2 separate regions of the Homo sapiens genome follow, and region 2 is linked to region 1. The links are chromatin contacts, found by Hi-C or POLR2A ChIA-PET in ENCODE. All regions are on one chromosome and are shown on one strand. The core of a region is the stretch at or near the end of the contact, and the rest is flanking DNA. Distances in the headings are between cores, read along the strand shown.

The links. Hi-C counts contacts between places; a loop is a spot of excess contacts on that map. ChIA-PET counts read pairs that join two places held with the same protein, here RNA polymerase II (POLR2A). Pooled maps may share reads with other maps.
Region 2: a loop to region 1 is called in a map of Right ventricle myocardium inferior, with 3 times the contacts of the local background. The contact joins two enhancer-like sites. A Hi-C loop is called at or near these places in 12 of 168 maps with a recorded cell type or tissue (B cell, CD4-positive, alpha-beta T cell, GM12878 and 9 more), 23 of 37 single-sample maps with no recorded cell type and 17 of 50 pooled maps. POLR2A ChIA-PET finds 5 or more read pairs at or near these places in 14 of 52 experiments (CD4-positive, alpha-beta T cell, CD8-positive, alpha-beta memory T cell, IMR-90 and 11 more).

Annotation. Positions count from the first base shown.
Region 1 is chr15:52,254,563-52,259,573 of GRCh38, reverse strand. It overlaps MYO5C (myosin VC), which reads left to right. Exons shown (of 41, transcript NM_018728.4): 11 at 2,854-2,935. Among named protein-coding and RNA genes, the nearest start is that of MIR1266, 20 kb to the left of the region's middle. RefSeq lists an enhancer at 1,681-2,257. Within about 2 kb of position 2,258, at least 3 of the 41 ENCODE cell types and tissues checked have a DNase peak (open chromatin) inside an H3K27ac peak, as active enhancers do.
Region 2 is chr15:52,317,247-52,321,153 of GRCh38, reverse strand. MYO5A (myosin VA) reads left to right here. Exons shown (of 42, transcript NM_001382347.1): 39 at 1,812-2,094. Among named protein-coding and RNA genes, the nearest start is that of MYO5C, 23 kb to the right of the region's middle. Within about 2 kb of position 2,218, at least 2 of the 41 ENCODE cell types and tissues checked have a DNase peak (open chromatin) inside an H3K27ac peak, as active enhancers do.

The sequences.
Region 1 (5,011 bases), core at 1,009-3,508:
CTCATTAAAAATAGTCCTGTTTCATTGTGGTGGAAATACGTAATTATTCTGTTATTCCCTGTTCTTTTGGGTGTTTTTAAGATGTATTTTTAAATGACAGTCCTTTATTTTAACAGTATATTATTTCTTTCTTTTTTTTCTTTTTTTTTTTTTTGAGACGGAGTCTTGCTCTGTTGCCCAGGCTGGAGTGCAGTGGCACCATCTCGGCTCACTGCAACCTCTGCCTCCCAGGTTCAAGCGATTCTCCTGTCTCAGCCTCCTGGGTAGCTGGGACTACAGGCACCTGCCACTACGCCCGGCTGATTTTTTTTATTTTTAGTAGAGACTGGGTTTCACCGTATTAGCCAGGATGGTCTCGATCTCCTGACCTTGTGATCTGTCCATCTCGGCCTCCCAAAGTGCTGGGATTACAGGCGTGAGCCACTGCACCCAGCCATTATTTCATATTTTTATCTAACAGATGTTTATGTCCCAGGCACTGTGTTGGAGGCAGTGGTTGAACAGCATAGATGTACGGCTCCTGCCACCGTGGGACTGAGACTGGTGAGGGCAGCAGGCCGGCAGTAGAGGTTAGGATGAGTCCTGGGAAGGGAGGAAGGTGTGCTGGAGGTTAGCAGAGGGTGGGGACAGAGCAAGGGCAGCCATGTGCAAGGAGTAGTGAGCTGGACGGTGGCCCCCAGGCAGGATCCAGAACCACTGTAATAAGGAATTTGAATTTTTCAGCTATGTGGAAAAACCTGAGACAAGAGTATTTATAAATACACAAAGACTTGTTAGAGTAAATTATTTTAAGATTCCTCTCAAAAATTCTAACAATAGCCTGTTTGCTGCCACCCTTGAGTTCATGATACGCCTCCAAAAAAATCAGCTTTCCTCTAGGCAGCAGGGCTGCAGCCTGGGGCCAAGCCTTTCCCGCCCCCTCCAGCAGCCTCGCTTCTAGGCTAACCCTCGCCTAGGCATACCTGCAACTTTTGAGAAAGCTCTTTTTGACTTGGAAATAAGGAAGCCTCAAAGGAAGACTTAGCATCTTTGAAAGCCAGTAAAGCTGAAGCTGTGAGCTTCAAGGTCTAAGCTGAGAGTGAATGAAGGCTGGTGACTCCCCAGCCTGTCGTGTATTTATGTTCTTTGGACCCAGAGTTGGAAAAACCTGGGTCTGGGGGTCAGACCCCTGGGAATGAGCTCCGTAGCATACCAGTTACGTGACCTCAAGAAAGTCACAGAACCTCTCCAAGCCTTAGTTTCTGCATCTACAAGATGGGGCCTCTCTTGCAGGGTGATTTTGAACATATGATGGAAGAAATTATGCAGGTACCTTGAAAACCATAAGCATGGTTCCAGTGTGAAGTGTTTTCATAGCCAATGTGCCTCTAGCATTTTAAGTCACAGATCTAGGTCTTTCCATGGGTCCTAAACTTCAGATTTTTGTGCCCCAAAATAATGCATTGATGTTTGACATTTTGCCAGGTTCTAGAAAGCCCTGCCCTTGGCCCCAGCTGTGAGCTGCAGAGCTCAGTGAGACCCTTTTTAATCTTCCCCCAGGCCCAGCCCTGGCCTTGCTTCCATGAGCAGACCAGCCTCCGAATCTCTGAGCCACCAAGGCTGCGTGTGGAATGGGGCTGTCAGAGCTGCTATGAATCACCCTGGAGCTGTCTAGAGGACAGTCCAGGTTCTTACCCTGCCCAGGAATTCCAGATTGAGCCAAACCAGCTCAGTCAAGTGAGACTCCCAGGGGACCTGTGATAGGAGCCGGCAGGAACCTCTCAGGATTAGAGCGATTAAGAACAAAGCTTTGGAGGCACCAAGCACTGGGGTCGAATTGCATTTCTGGCACCACTTGCTGGCTGTTGGTCCTCACCATGGTCACTCCTTCTCTGACCCTCGTGTGTGACAGTGGAGTCACAGGAGCCCTTCACATAGGGCTGTGTTAGGGTTATAGGAGGTGACGTGCATAAATGCTGACACCTTAAAAGTGCTCAGCAAGCTGCCTTCCAGCAGGAGCTCATCTGGCCAGGTGGTAAATTTGGTGCCTCTGTTTTGTTCGGCCCACGTTTTGCAGAGTGGGATTATTCACTTAAAAGTCCCAGTTTTCTGACTTTTCTTAAGAATCAATTAATCTAACATCCTGGGCCGCATTCATCCATGGCTACATCCGGCAGGAGCTGAGTAGCAGCTGCCTCCCCAAGGGCTCCTCTCAGTTCTTGAGCTTGCAACTCCAAGGCAACTGCAGAGGCAGCTGATGAAAGTCTGAATATGGAAGCCAGCCATGTCTGTCTCGTCCCTGATGGGGTGTGCTGGGCTGTAGGATATGAAATGACTTTGCCCTTTTCCTCTAGGAGCTATGAAAGCACCCCTTAGGGAGGCAAAATTGTGCTGCAGTTGTGCTGCTCCTCCCCTCAACAGACAAGGAGAGAATAGGAAACCACATTGCCTTCTCATTGGAGGCACAGGCATCACAGTCAGGCAGCTTCGCAGCTAAGTTCTGACACAAGCTGTGTGACCTTTGGCAAGTTTCTTAACCTCTCGGGCTTATTTTCTGACCTATAAAGTCAGAATAATAATTGCCAATATCACTGTTGTTGTGCGGACTACACCATATGGTGACATGCTTATTTTAATGCCTGGCTTGAGGTAGGTGTTTTATACCTACCAGATTTCTTCCGGGGGACAACCAGGAAAAGGGTTATTTATAAACTGACTACTAGGATATCATTAAAACCAGAAGCTTTGAGGGGTATTTAAAACTTGTAGAAGACATAGCAAACGTTTAAGCTTTTAAGTGTCAAAAAATATCTATAAACAAATGCATATGTCTTGCTTCAGGTTATATTTTAACTTGTTTAAATTGTATTTCAGTTTTGAAACCTTTGATGTGAACAGCTTTGAACAATTTTGCATCAATTACGCTAATGAAAAACTGCAACAACAGTTTAACATGGTAGGTGACCTTTCTGCCTTCTTGACTAGTTCTCAGCCGCGCGCGCGCGCGTGTGTGTGTGTGTGTGTGTGTGTGTTCGTGGAAAGAGGCATTCTTCTTTCTTGAGGTTGCAAATTTTTATGCAAGGAGCCTCACGCTGGGTCACTGCACCACCTTGTGGCCAAATCTTGAAATCACACCCTCTCATCTATTTCATCTTTTTTGAATCACCTGCCAATGTGTGAGCCTCACTGCCCTTCTTGGATACAGACCCTCTGTGCAGCCAGACAAAACTATTTAGTTGGTTGCCTGAGGCCTCCACTTTCTTTCGAGCCTCTCTGTCTTTGCACTTGCTGCTTTCTCTGCCTTAACCCACGTGCTCCTGTTATTTCCCCATTGCTTTATCTTCACGTGGCCAACTCCAGCTTGTGTTTTGAGATCCAGCTTCCCTGAGAGCCTCCTGCGATACCTCCTGGCCTCTTCCTATGTGCTTCCTTATCGCAGGCCTGTCACATGGAATTATCATCATTTGCATGCAAGTTTCCAAATAGACTTGGTCACCTGGAGAGGCCAGGACTGGCATTCTTTGTCTCTCTCAGCCCAGTGCTTATCTCGGCACATGCAGCACTAAACAGCAGATGGCCAATGGATTATGGGAATGAGTTTCTCCAACCTTAATTTAGAACAAGACATATATGGTACCTTCCTAACTAACAATAAGATCAAATGTATCATCCCATGGAAACAGACAGGAGATGGATTCCAATTTTTTTTTTCCACTGGGAAGATTTGTTTATTCAAAAGACGTTTTTGAGTGTATACTGTGTATACCAGGTACCAAGTTAAGTGCTGAGGTAGAAAGATGAATAAAACAATTTAAAAAATGTTGAGTAAATGCTACTTGTGGCTGTTTGGGCATTTATTATTGCTATGTGTATTGAATACAATTTCAACCTCTTAAATCAGTTCCCTAGATGCAAGAACTTTATTGAATTCACTTTTGAATTCCCAACAGTACTGACGCCTTTCTGCTCCTAACAGAAGTCAATGAAATTAAAAGTTGATTGAACATCTTTCTACATTGGCCCTACCATGAAACTACTCTCATATTTTTTTTATAATTGCCTCCTTAACATTTATATTTGGCTCTGTTTCTGAAAAGCCATGAAAGCTAAAATGCTTTACTAACTCACATTTTCCCTTTAGCTTACATTCTAAACTTTGGCTACATGTTTATGGGAAGAATGGTGATTCCAGTTCATAATAGAAATCACACTTTAATACCCTAACAGTTACTCCAAGGAAAGGTTATACCTTTGTTAGTGTCCAGTCTTATGCTCCCTCAGAACCCCTGAGGAAAACATAGCATGACGTCTTGGAGAGTGTGGGCTTTGGCTCAAACTAAATTGGGTTTGAATCTCAGCTCTACCACCTCCCTCTGGGACCTTGGGTTCTCTGAGCCTCTGTTTCCTTGTTTTAAAAATGAGTCATCATTACACATTGTATGTATGTGTCAGAATATCACATGTACCACAAAACTATGTACAACTATTATGTATCAATTTAAAAAGAGTCAATAATAACTGTCTAATATTGTGAGAAGACCTAACATTGAATCCTACTCAGTAGAAGTTTCTTTTTTTTTTTTTGGCCCAGAATTAATTCATGTATAACCATTAAATTTCATTCCATTGTAAATTTCATTTCTTTAGCATTTGCAAGGCTCTCCTGGAAGTTTAACATTAATAACTACAGCTGAGGTTTATTCCAAGTGCATATTCAGTATAACTCACCTGAAGTCAAACTCTCTGTGGCTGCTACCCTGTTCCCTGGCTGCAATGGCGTGCTGCTCCCCAACATGTCCACCTTAACCTCAAAGTGACACTTATACCAGATGTCTTGCCAAAAATCACAAATCAGAGGCTGTAATTCTATTTTTTTTTTTTTGCTTTTGTTCTCCTCTCCTGTTCTTCTTCCTCTTCCACTTCCTCCTCCTTCTCTTCCTTTTTCCTCTTCTCCTTTTTCTGAGTCATCCATCAATGTGTAGATCCTCCCAGGAGGGGTAGTATCTTCAATTGTCAGCACAGAAAGCTTTGG
Region 2 (3,907 bases), core at 969-3,468, 62 kb before region 1:
AAACAGTAGTATATGGTTTCCTTCCCTAATGTTTACTGTTTAAATTCAGTTGAATGCATTGAATTTTAAAAAATTGTCTTAAGTTACCAAACATTGTTATCTTCCAGCAAATTATCAGCAGGCTCCCTTTTTTTTTTTTTTGAGACAGAGTCTCGCTCTGTCGCCCAGGCTGGAGTGCAGTGGCGCGATCTCAGCTCACTGCAAGCTCTGCCTCCCGGGTTCACGCCATTCTCCTGCCTCAGCCTCCCGTGTAGCTGGGACTACAGGTGCCTGCCACCACGCCCAGTTAATTTTTTGCATTTTTAGTAGAGACGGGGTTTCACCGTGTTAGCCAGGATGGTCTCAATCTCCTGACCTTGTGAGCCACTCACCTCGGCCTCCCAAAGTGCTGGGATTACAGGTGTGAGCCCCTGCACCCAGCCTATCAGCAGGCTCTTAAGGCTACTTCCAGCTACACTTTCTTTCCCCATGCATGCATTTTCCATGTTTCCACAACTTCTTCATTTCCCTTCTGTGGGCTCATAGTGTTCCCTTTGCTTTCATAGGCCACAGTTAACTAGCTATTTGAGACATCAAAAGCTGAAGAAGCCATGGGAGATGGCAATGTTTTCTTCAGATGTCCCTTAAAACGTCATTAAAGCACCCTAGGTTGGCAAAAATTTAGGAGGTAACACAGATACCAAGGTCAACTTCAGCCAGTTTTTCTATTGCTTTGCCTGTTTCTATTGGCTGAATAAGAAGTTCGCCTCAAAGAAGCCCCAATCTAAATCCTTACCCCCATCTCCCAGTCATTTAACAGCAACAACAAACATGCCGGTTCTAGGGAATCTGTGTTTAGCACAATTAAATAGCAAGATGAACCAGACGTGGCCTTTGCTCTCAAGGGGCTTGCTGTCAGGGAGTGGACATCTCAGAAACATTCTAAGGGAGGCATAAGCCAAATGCTAAGAGAGCACAACAGGGAAGCAGCCGGGCCACAGGTGAGAAGACGAATTCTGGGAGATGGAGGTCAGCCCAAGGGCCCACTGCTGTTGTGGGAAACCCAGAATAAGGAAGGGCCCAGCTCTCCAGACCCATACCACTCCCCTCTCCCACGTTTTCTCCAAGATGGTTGTCAGTGCCCTGCTTTTCTTACTGTTTTTGCCTCTGGGGCTCAGATAACATGGAGAATGCTTATCTTAACCCGAACTGCTACCTACCACTCTCAAAAGCCCACCCAAGACACACACACTTGTTCTATCACAAGGCTACTGCTTCTTAACGCTTCTTATTTTAGAAAAGACACCATTAAGTTTACTTAGATTCATAGTAAATTTTTGCAATTAAGAATTATTCCTTCAGTAAAGTTTAAAATCCGGAAGCCCTTTTGTAGTGAAGTTCCTTTTCCCTCTATTTTGGCACCCAGATCATTTTTTTCTTTTTTGAAATGGAGTCTCTCTCTGTCACCCAGCCTGGAGCCCAGATATGTGGTCTCAGCTCACTGCAGCCTTTGCCTCCCAAGTTCAAGTGATTGTCCTGCCTCAGCCTTCTGAGTAGCTGGGATTACAGGCACACGCTACCACGCCTGGCTAATTTTTGTATTTTCAATAGAGACGGGGTTTCCTTATGTTGGCCAGGCTGGTCTTGAACTCCTGGCCTCCAGTGATCCACCCACCTCGGCGGCCTCCCAAAGTGCTGGGATTACAGATGTGAGCCACCGTGCCCAGCTAATTTTCCTAAGTTGAATGTGCATGTGTTTGTGCACATGGATATGTGCACATGAAAGGTTCCCTTCCACATCATCTCCTCTAACAATTGAAATACTCCTGCAGTCTCAGGCATGCTGGAACATGAAACGATTCAGGGCGTGTCTGGGGTGAAGCCCACAGGGTTGAGAAAGCGAACCTCCAGTATCGCCGATGAGGGCACCTACACACTGGACTCCATCCTCCGGCAGCTCAACTCCTTCCACTCGGTCATGTGTCAGCATGGCATGGACCCTGAACTGATCAAGCAGGTGGTCAAGCAGATGTTCTACATCATAGGGGCCATCACCCTGAACAACCTTCTCCTGCGGAAGGACATGTGCTCCTGGAGTAAAGGCATGCAGATCAGGTGAGCAAATGCCAACACCTGCGACAGTGTCTTTTTGCTGCCCAGCTGGCCTGCCAGGGTTGTGGAGAGCTGATGACTTGTTTTCAGTTCTTGCATCTCATGTCTGGTGCCATGTGGCCAAGCAGCAAGGGAGAAACTGGCACGGAGCCACTTTCCCTTGCCTGGCTGGATTTCACCACATCTCATTATTGCTCCCTGTCTGTACCCTGCCAACAGGTTCTTCACATTCTTGATAGGAAACCCTTTTCCACTGTGAAGCTTGCTTATTTGGGGGAGTGAAGAGATGATGCAAAAATACACAAAGATGAGATAGCTGCTTCCTCTCCTTATGTGTGTGTTTTAATTATACAATAAGAAATTATTAAATTATAATAATGAAGATTTCTAATGTTTGATTGCTCTTAGAAATATATTTTTGGAAAAATACCTTTTTGTACCTATGGCAACAAGAACAGGTCTGATAGATCTTTTACTAATTCTTAAAATATCCCCCCTCTATATTTTAAGAAAAGCTGCACTTAATTTTATGCCCAATACTCCTCAGCATAACCTCATTATTGTAACATAATTTTTTTGCAAATTTTTTTTTTTTTTTTTTTTTTTGAGATGGAGTTTTGCTCTTGTTGCCCAGGCTGGAGTGCAATGGCGCCATCTCGGCTCACTGCAACCTCTGCCTCCTGGGTTGAAGCAATTCTCCTGCCTCAGCCTCCCAAGTAGCTGGGATTACAGGCATGCACCACCACACCCAGCTAATTTTTGTATTTTTTGTAGAGACAGGGTTTCACCATGTTGGCCAGGATGGTCTCAAACTCCTGACCTCAGGTGATCCACCTGTCTCGGCCTCCCAAAATGCTGGGATTACAGGTGTGAGCCACCGTGCTGGGCCACAAATTTTTTATTTTAAAACAGCTAGAATATTCACCAAGAGGAGGGAAAAATGATTTCTCCTATCAAAGTCTTAGTAGTTACTCAATCTCAGGAACTGTTAGTGTTCTTTTCAAATTTTCCATCCTGACTTACATTGAAGTGTAGTGAATTTTAAGACAATAATGCCTTCCTCTCAGATAGTGGAGCATATTTCTCTATAAGCTCTGCATGGAAATGTGGAGCCACCTGTCGCAATATTATGCTGGCCCCTATTTGCCTGGTTGCTAAGTGCTGATTGTGTGTCTATTGACCTCAGTCTTAGGACTGCTGCCACTTGGTTGGCTATTTTGTGAAACCTACAATGTCTTTGTAGTTTGTCTCTGTCACCATTTGGAGTCTTTGTCTCTTCCAGTGGCCCTCCCTTGCCTCTCTCTCCTTTCATCCCGGAGCTTTCTCAGGCCACCATCTTCATCTCCTAGGCTCTTCCCTTAAGGCTTCAGCACAGGTATATGTGGGGCTTTTGGTTATTCAGTTACCTGATTTGGAGTTTGCCTTAAGAGAGAGTGCTTCAAGGATTATCAAGTCTCACCCTGCAACAGCAACCCAGCTCTGAAATTGTAAGAGAAGCTACAAAGTGTTTTCTGGCCAGCTCCCCAATAAAGACAGAGCTACATTATGTTATTCTATTTTGTTTATTAGCAAGTCTAATAACTTTTGCCATAATGACTTCATTTCCATCTTCCATTAAAGAGAATTACATTATCTTGTCATTTAGTCTTATATAATGGTGATTATAATCCTCATGACTATAATAAATTTTTAAGCACAGCTGATGAGATTTAAGAAAATTGAACAAAAATACTGCCTGTCATTTTAACATAAATCCTGACAAGGCCGCACACAAAAAAATTAAGACATTTTTGACAAAATTCAGCAAATTTGCATT